2 separate regions of the Homo sapiens genome follow, and region 1 is linked to region 2. A link is an interaction called in ENCODE POLR2A ChIA-PET data of the cell type or tissue named here. Cell type or tissue: HCT116. All regions are shown on one strand. Each heading gives the region's core, and the rest is flanking DNA. Links, peaks and the distances in the headings are about the cores only.

Evidence for each region. ChIA-PET counts read pairs that join two places held together with the same protein. Peaks named below come from ENCODE experiments on the same cell type or tissue, not always from the same donor. Only the 100,000 strongest peaks of a DNase experiment are listed, where the experiment ranks them.
Region 1: POLR2A ChIA-PET joins it to region 2 with 5 read pairs; 5 of 35 experiments call an interaction of 5 or more read pairs at or near these places.

The regions. Positions count from the first base shown.
Region 1 is chr11:10,657,408-10,661,793 of GRCh38, forward strand. The region is part of intron 1 of IRAG1 (inositol 1,4,5-triphosphate receptor associated 1); the gene reads right to left. Among named protein-coding and RNA genes, the nearest start is that of IRAG1, 34 kb to the right of the region's middle. RefSeq lists enhancers at 1-639, 244-393, 1,762-2,961 and a silencer at 2,015-2,309. In HCT116, for the core only: no CTCF peak of the experiment used is centred there; DNase peaks (open chromatin) are centred at 182 and 2,454; H3K4me3 peaks cover 1,131 bases; H3K27ac peaks cover 4,000 bases.
Region 2 is chr11:10,714,555-10,718,940 of GRCh38, forward strand. No RefSeq gene overlaps it. Among named protein-coding and RNA genes, the nearest start is that of IRAG1, 23 kb to the left of the region's middle. In HCT116, for the core only: no CTCF peak of the experiment used is centred there; no DNase peak of the experiment used is centred there.

The sequences.
Region 1 (4,386 bases), core at 83-4,082, 57 kb before region 2:
CCAGAGCCTTGCAACCTGCCTAGGAGAGACCAAACTCCTCTCTGAAACCACAGTATCCCAGGAGCACAGCCCGTAAGCTAAGCGGCTCTCAGATTCTCTCTGTGAATCTTTGAGCATTGAGGGAAGAGCCAAGAAGCCCTTTCGGGAAACCATGGGTTAACCTAGCCTCCACTGACCTTTCTGGAGTGACTCAGTATTCTCAGAAGGGAGTTTTTTTGTTCTTCCAGCTTTGAATTTTTGCTTTCATTTTAGCAGCACAAAGAATGTGAAAGAGATTAGGTTGCTATTAATACCACGGGTCTATCTCTAGATGGACAACTGATGGGGGGAATTGTTGGGGGTGACTGCACGTGGAGCTCTCTTAGCCCTTCTGCAAATCCAGAGGGTGATGGAGGGACACTGAGAACTCACCAGTCTTACCCCTGCACCCATTTTTACCAATGGGGAACCGAGGCCCAGAGGGGCAGGCATGTGACCAAGGCCACATCTATGAGTGAGGGGCAGAGTCAGAAAAGTCCCCAGAGCACCCATGCCCCGAGCCCGGCTGCATGTGGCAGCTTTCTGACTTTTCATTTTGACGGTTTTGCTCATAGTAAAGGGTAAGCCATTGTGTCTGTGCTGTGAAAGCAGGCGTCCTTCGGCAGTGACTCGTCATTGTTCTTGCTCTCATGCTCTCATGGTCACTCTCGCAGGAGAGAGGATGCTCCCCACAGGAGATCTGCTGAAAGTGCTGGGAGGTGCCTCTGGGGGTCCCCTGGGCCTGGCCAACTGCAGAGCTGGGTTCCGCGACTCCACAAGTGAGCCGGATGGGAAGCCTGCCTTGGGAAAGCCCCATCCTGCTTCCTAACCTTGGCCTGCTCACGGGGCTTTGTTGCTTGGCAGATTCCGTTCTAATCCTTCCTCTGCCTCTCCCTTGCTGGATAAATCTCCCCTGGCCTCAGTTCCCTCATTTGAAAATGGAGGTAATAGCACCCACCTTTTAGCGTTGTTGTAACGATTAAATCAGGAAATACATGCAAGGTGCTGGTACATAGAGTCCACTCAGTGCCCTCGCCATTCTCCAAACAGGGCAGCTGAGTTCTCTAAGCATGCACAGCATCAACAAAACCAAGCCAAGGCTCAGAGAGACTCTGGTGTTCATCCTAGTGGCTCAGAGCTCCCAGATTTGTCTCCTGCAAGTAAAAGAGACTCAGTCCTGGTCTTTGCTGTGGACAGTCCCAGGTCTGTGCTGGGCTTGCCCCATGTCTGTGCTGTGCTCAGTCCCAGGTCCGTGCTGTGGTCAGTCCCAGGTCTGTGCTGTGGTCAGTCCCAGGTCAGTGCTGTGGTCAGTCCCAGGTCCGTGCTGTGGTCAGTCCCAGGTCCGTGCTGTGCTTGCCCCGTGTCTGTGCTGTGCTCAGTCCTAGGTCTGTGCTGTGGTTACCCCATGTCTGTGCTGTGCTCACCCCATGTCTGTGCCGTGCTCAGTCCTAGGTCTGTGCTGTGGTTACCCCATGTCTGTGCTGTGCTCACCCCATGTCTGTGCTGTGCTCAGTCCCAGGTCTGTGCTATGGCTGCCCAAGGTCTGTGCTGTGGCTGCCCAACGTCTGTGCTGTGCTCAGTCCCAGGTCTGTGCTGTGCTTGCCCCAGATCTGTGCTGTGCTTAGTCCCAGGTCTGGGCTGTGCTCAGTCCCAGGTTGGTCTGGTTTCAAAGCCCCAGTTCTTTCCACTATCCCTGTACTCATGATGACTCCCCCAAAACAGAGGTTTTTGTTCCACAGGTGAGACATGAGGCCTAGTGTGGAATCCCTCCTGGAAGAGAGCCAGCCACAGTGTCTGGCCAAGTAGGTATTTGTGCTGTGCTGAACAAGTGGGTAAGTGAGTGACTGAAGGGGGTACAGCCACCCCCCAGTGTGTGGTGGAAGCCCCAGGATTCTCTCCTGAAAGTGGATCTAGATTGAAGGGAATTGTGCAGGAGCAGGAATGGTGAAGGGCGGAGATGCAGGGAGAAAGCCTCGGTGGCAACAGAAAAGGGAGGATGAGGAAGTGGAAGTCACTTCCCCCAAGACTGTGTCCCCTAAACAAAGTCACGTTTCGGGAGGCTGGCCCTGAGAACCCCGACAATCCTGGGGTTTGCACCTCTGTGGGAAACCTTCTTAGGGCCCGATTTTCTCCAGCCCTGCTCTCCGCTCCTGTGGAGCTCGTATAGGCTTTGTTGGCTGGGGGTGCCCTGGGAAGGAGCCAGCACCTGCTCAGACCAATGACAGGAAATAAGCCTAAACATCTCCCCAGGTTTCCTTTCCAGCTTGTTCACTTCAGGAATTCTTTTTTTAAAAATAGGTCCACTTGAAAAAATTTTTTCTTCTTCAAAATATGTACAATTGCTCAATCGGAGGCAGTTCAAAGGCACCGAGAATAGCAGCAAAGTATCTGAGCCTCCCATTTAGCGCCTAGCAGATATAAATCTTGCCCAGTTCTGTTTGTTCCAGGCTGCTCAGCAGCCTCTTCCCTGAGTCACTCACTCAAGAGTGACATGAGTCATCATCCTGGGGTCAAGGACCACACGGCATTCTGGGTCTGTGAGATCCCATAAAGGGCAGGGCACCGAGGGGTCTCCAGGAAGACATGGAGGATCAGGAACTGTCTCCTAGGCCCTAGGCTTGGCTCTGCCTCCCCACATGGGTGACTTTAGAGAGTCACTAAGCCTGAGAAGTAGGTGGATTTCTGGGCCCTTCTAACTTGTACTTTGGAGGAATCTCTTTAGTGGTGCACAGGAGCCTGCTTGTTCCAGCTCATAAGAGTCTAATGTAATTTTCAAGAATTCTGTGAACTGGTGGTTAAACACAGACATTATTAAAAAATAAATTACATGAACTCACATTAAACAAAAAGGAGATAAATACTCAAAATAACTGCTTTTTAATTATTTTACTACATTTTACTATTATCTATGCTCTTCTGAAGATTTATTTCTATTGTCTCTGCATAGCGGAAACTATATAATGATTTGCTACTGCCCATCTCTTCTCAGTTCCATGATCAGTGAGGGTGAGTTAGTAGCTTGCCATTGGTCATAGTGGGAGTATCTATACCATGGAAATTGGCAAACACTATGTACATATCAGGGCCTTTTCCCCCCAGAGAGCTGGCCGTGGAACATTGCCAGCACACCACTGAGCTACTCAGCCCCAGGCTCCCTGATTCTTGCTCCTACCAGGGTGCAGAAGGAACACAGATGACTTTAGTATCACCCCAAGATAGCACAGTTATGGAGACTTCATTGCCAATTGTCTTTGGACAACTTTTCCCAAGTGGACTATGAATCCCTTATCCTCAACACATCCCTGACAGAGCTCATTGTTTCTTTCCCTCCCCAGCCCACTCCTCCTGTGCCCCAGAGAATGGCACTCAAGCTACAAACCTAGAAGTCACCGTGACTCCTTCATTTCTGTCACCCTCCACATTCAATTAGATGACTCTGAGTCCCATCAATCCTAGTTCAGAAATGCCCTTCCTCCCATCCCTGGCACCCCTGCCCATGGCTCTGTGTGACCTGAGTCACTGCAACAGCCTCATTTGTCTCCTTACCTCTGGCCTGGTCCCTTCCAATGACCCTCCATAATGATACCAGAGCAGTCTGTCTGAAACACAAATTGGATCATCCTTCCCCTTCATAAACTCCTTGAGGATTGATTCCCTTTTACCATGGGGGGGCCAGTTCTGAGTCAAGCTCCTAGCCCCTCTCTCGAGGCTGATCCCCTCTTTCAACCTTTGTACACCTTATGCCCCAACCACAGTGGACCAAAAGCCAACCTCCAAACATGCCCTGCTTTTTTACACCCTTTGCATACATCCTCCTCCTTATACTTGGGCTGCCTTCTGTCCTCCTTCTATACTTTATGGGTTCCTACTTGTCCTCCAAGACCCAGTTCACATATCTCCTCCTTCATAAACCCATTCCTCCTCTTCACCTCAGGAAAAGTTACTCCCTTCCTGTAGTAGTTTCCTACTGCGTCTGTACCAAATTTCCACATATTTGGTGGCTTAAAACTGCACAAATTCATTATCTTACAATTCTTGAGGTCAGAAGTTCAAAATCCATCTCAGCAGGCTAAAGTCTAAGCATCAGCAGGGCTGTGCTTCTTCAGGAGGCTCTAGGGGAGAATCCATTTCCTGCCATTTCCAGCTTTAGAGGCTGCCTACATTCGTTGGCTGGTGACCCTTTTTTCTCCATCCTCAAAGCCAGCAGAGTCGCTGGCATCTTTTCTCCCCTCTGATCTCTGCTTCCCCCTTCACATTTCCTTCTCCTCTGACTTTCACCGTCCTGCCTCCTTATAAGAACTCATGATTACATTGAACCCGCTCAGTTAATCCAGGGTAATCTCCATCTAAGTATTCCCAATTTAATCA
Region 2 (4,386 bases), core at 159-4,158:
GGTCTCAAACTCCTGGTGTCAAGTGATCTTTCTGCCTTGGCCTTCCAGAGTGCTGGCGTGAGCCGCCATGCCTGGCCCAAAAGCTAGCTTTGAGGGTGCTAGAGACCTCCCTCAGCTTTCACGGACAGGAATAATGCCTGTTTTTTTTTCTGAATGTTTAAGCATCCTGGGATTGGAAAACTGCAGGGCAGAACTCTGGGGACACAGCACCTAGGTGGTGGGTTCCTTGAGAGCAGCAAGGGCCTGAGGAGAGTGGGTAACCCCCTCAAAGGTGTATAGACTTTGGCAGCCACTTTGGCTCTGCACGTAAGCTGTCACCCCATGGCCCAGAGATTACCTGCCTGTGTTTCAAATGTGGATGTAGAGGGGTGGGGTGGGAATTCTGGTGGGCTAAAAATGTGGTGTGAGCCAAACAGGCTATGAAAAAAAATAGTGTTTGCTATTAAGCAAGACACGCTCAGACTACAAAAGGCAACGAAGTGGGGTTCACCAAAGCAGAACCAGGCTTAATACCAGCTTGAGAGTGAGCTCCAAACACACCAGAGAGCACAGAGAAAAGCAGGATGGGATCTCAGGGGCTACAGCCACAGGGACTTCCCAGGAAGAGGAAGAGTGGAGATCTACAGGGTCAGTGGAGGAGAGCAGGAAGAGAAGGGTTTTACTCTTCCAGAAGTCTGATGGCCTACCGCAGTCCCCAAGGAACATGGTGCAAGTGGCCTTTGCCCAAAGCAGGGACCCAAAGCCACAGCTTAATATCACAGCACAAAATTCATTCCTTCAATAAGCATATACTTTTTTCTACTTCCTCCCAACTAGTCTCCTTGTTTCTTGCTTCTGTCCAATCCAGTCCCCCCATAACAGCCATGGAGAGACTTCTAAAATGGACTCTGTTGCTTATGTTCTCTGGCAGAGGGGGACCAGGCATCAGGGACTGAAAGGCCTCGGCCCCTTGCATGTCTTTCTTCATGTCTCTGCCTGTTTTCTCAGATGCTCCCTCTGCTGCTGCAGTGCTGGGAACCTTCTCCAAAGGGGAAGAGGATCTCCAGTCTCCATCTCCACACCCTGAAAGTCGAAACTTAAAGCTGCCCAGTTCCAACTCAAAAGATGGAGGCTACCCTGGAGTATCCTTGATTCCATCTGCTCCCTGACCTGCTGAGAGTGGCCACCTTCTGTGACTCACTGCCTCTCTACCGTATCCCCCTCCTCCACACTGGGAGCTTCCAACTCTGCCGGGAAATGGAGCAAGAGGGGCAGAACCCCAGAAGCAGACTCTGCAGCCAGTTTGCAGTCCATGTTAACTTGACCTAATTCACAAGGAGAGGTCCCCATTTATAAAGAAACAAACCTATTCAGGGAAGACCAACTCGGGGACTTCAACACCCTGAAAATACTCCAAGTACCAGAGTCTTTTCTCTCCAGGCCCAGACTGTTCAAGGTCTTAAGCAGCCCAACACTTGGCATTTGGAAAACAAGCAATTACCATTTCATCCGAACAAATGACATCCTGAAGTCTAGTTAGGAAGACAGCCTGGTGAGAGATTTGTTTTCTGAGTTGTAAATGTACTTAAAGGAAAAAAAGTCCTGATGATCTAAAATTCATATTACCTTTGCTTTTGCATTCCTCAAGTCCCTCGTTTAAACAAAAATGAAATTATATGAAATTAGAATTGCTCCCCCTCTTCAAGTAATCTATCAAAGCAGGGTTCGATTGGTATGCCTTCTCCTAAAATAGTGTTTCTCAACATGTGGTCACCTCTGATACATACTTTAAATATACATTCCTAGATTCTACTCCAGATTGCAGACAGGGAGTGGGGGAGGGCACAGTCGTTTCTAACAGGCTTTCTAAGAAATTCCCATGGAAATTTGAGAACCACTGTCCTAACCAGTGAAAGGCAAAAAAATATATACATACAGATAAAAAATAAAGACTCTTATGAGCTTATATGAACTGGAAGTTTTGGAATCCCCCAAATGCCTGTAACTTCTCTCAAAAAATATTTCATGCAATTACTTGCAGAAGGCTGCTAGCATGTTGTAAACAGAAAAACAGATGAGAATACGAACTCCTCAAATCATAAGAATAATTTACTCCAGGAAGGTGATGGGTTGCCCTTGGTGCAGAGGTGGGATGAGACCTGTAAAGACAGAGACATTCAGGTCTGGCAGGTTCCCCTCTGGTTGCGGGTATAGGAACAGACAGGGATACTGGGGGAGGACAAACTGCCATCAGGCAGGGCCAGGAGGCAGAACAGCAGGAATGCTGAGGTGCCCCATCTTTGTTGGGATGTCCATCCTCCTCCATACAGCCTCATGCTTCACTGCATGCCTTCCACACCCCATCAGCGGCAGAAAATTGTTCCTGCTTAATTTAAGCGAGTCACAGATCCCACCCCGGTTTCCAGCCACGGGTTTAGACATGTGCCCAAACCTGGCCAATGAGATGGGAAGGCAGTGTCTGCTCAGGGACTTCTGGGAAATGACTCCTCCCTATAAAGAAGAGCTATGGGAAGAGACTATCCCTTCTTGTCTGGCACATTGTGGAGTCTGCTACGAAGCCTAGAACTGCAGCAGTCATCTTGCTATCGTCCAAGACTAAGCCTGGAACGGAAAAAAGAGATAGAGCTGAGGCCCTGAAGCTTGCAGCCAACCTGTCTCTGGCCTTCCAATTATGTGAGATAACAATAATCTTTATCATTTAGGCCACTTTGAATTGGGTTCCTGTTAAATCACATCCTAATGGCTAAACGGAATTTCTTAAAACCCCCAACCCTGCGTATGAGAAATGTGAAATCAGAGAGAGAAATTTTTATTATTGTAAGAGTTGATGCTTTAGAATTTTTTCTAGGAAGAAAATGGTTTTGTTGAGGAAAACACCTTGAGAACTATTAGGGCAAGAAGAGGAGCTTCAAAGATCTGAGTGTCAGCTGGGAAAGAGGTGTCAGGTGGGGGACAGCTCTGTGTTGTAAAGGAGGAAGGGAGACAACACTCTGGAGGAAGACATGACAGAAATAAGAAAGAGACACCAACGAGAAGGCTTTGGGGTTTGTGAGGTGACCCCCTCCCTCTGCTAAGTTCATAAATACTCCCTGTGAGTGGATTCCTTGTAGTCCTAGTGAAGGGATGAATTGTGCATACAGGAAACATGAGCATTTGGATCAGAGATGGCTTGCACAGTTGCAAGAGCCCAGAAGGATAAGCACCATGAGGAGTCACAGTAGACTTGGGGAATGCTTTGGACTTACCTAGACTGTGGAATTTGGGATTGGGAGCAATCTTTCCCAAAGCTCAAATACTAAGGGGGGACCTGACAATTAGGTTACAAGGGCAAGTTTTTCACTCCATTTGAAAAGAAGGCCAATGGCTTCATCAAAGCCTCTCTGGATTGTAGCTCATCAGTAGAGGTACAAAAATCCTAGAGAATATGAACAAAAAAAAAAAAGAAAAAAACAAATAAACCAAAACCCAATTTCAATGTCCAGCATTTGAAGAATGGAGTATCTCTGAGAGGTGGAGTAGCTGGAGATACTAAACAAATTAGAGCCATTCCTACAGAGCCAGCAATGAAGAAGCTAGTGCAGTTGGAAAAGTGTGGGCCTAGCTGCCACTGGCTTCAGGAGAAGAGGTGGGTCCTCGTCTTTTTGCCAGACCTGGCCAGATGGAAGTGCACCATCTGCCTGGCCCCTGCATCTGCATGTAACAAGGCATCTGCTGAGGCTATCCAAAACTAGCACAGCCTCATAGATGAAGCTGAGTGGCTGCCCGCCAGTCCCCATTCCTATTTCATGGGAAGAGCAATGAAATCATTAGAAGACCCAAGACATGTCTCTAAGGATGACAGAGGATCCCAAAGGGCCCAAGACCGGCTGGCACTTCCATATCTTTCTCACAACGGAATCCTGGGCCTTGGAAAATGTGGATGACTTTGGTGAAGAAGCAGTGGCTACAGAGATCAGGCTGGAGGATGGAATTTGCGATTCTTGCACCATACCACCTGAATAAGGGCAAACCTGGAAGCCACAAGCTAGCCTAGACACTGGCTGATCTGACCAAGAGACCTGAGTATGCAGCTGAATGGAGAAAATGCCTGGTCAAAGCTGCACAGCTAGGCAGGGCCAATAACAGAGCACCTGGCTCCAGGATACCTGCCTGGAGTTCCAGCTATTGCCGACTGGGCTTCCCTGCCTCATGCTCACCACTTAAGATGCTCTACCAACTTAGTTCATGCAGGTGAGGGACATGAAATAATTGTTGCTTACCAGTACATCACTGCATATACCAGCCAGAATCCTTGGTGTGACCTGCCACTGGGTCACATCCAATAGCTCCTGCTCAGCTACGGGGTAGGAGGGGGAAGACCCTTCTGCTTGTCCTGCTCTAAGTAAC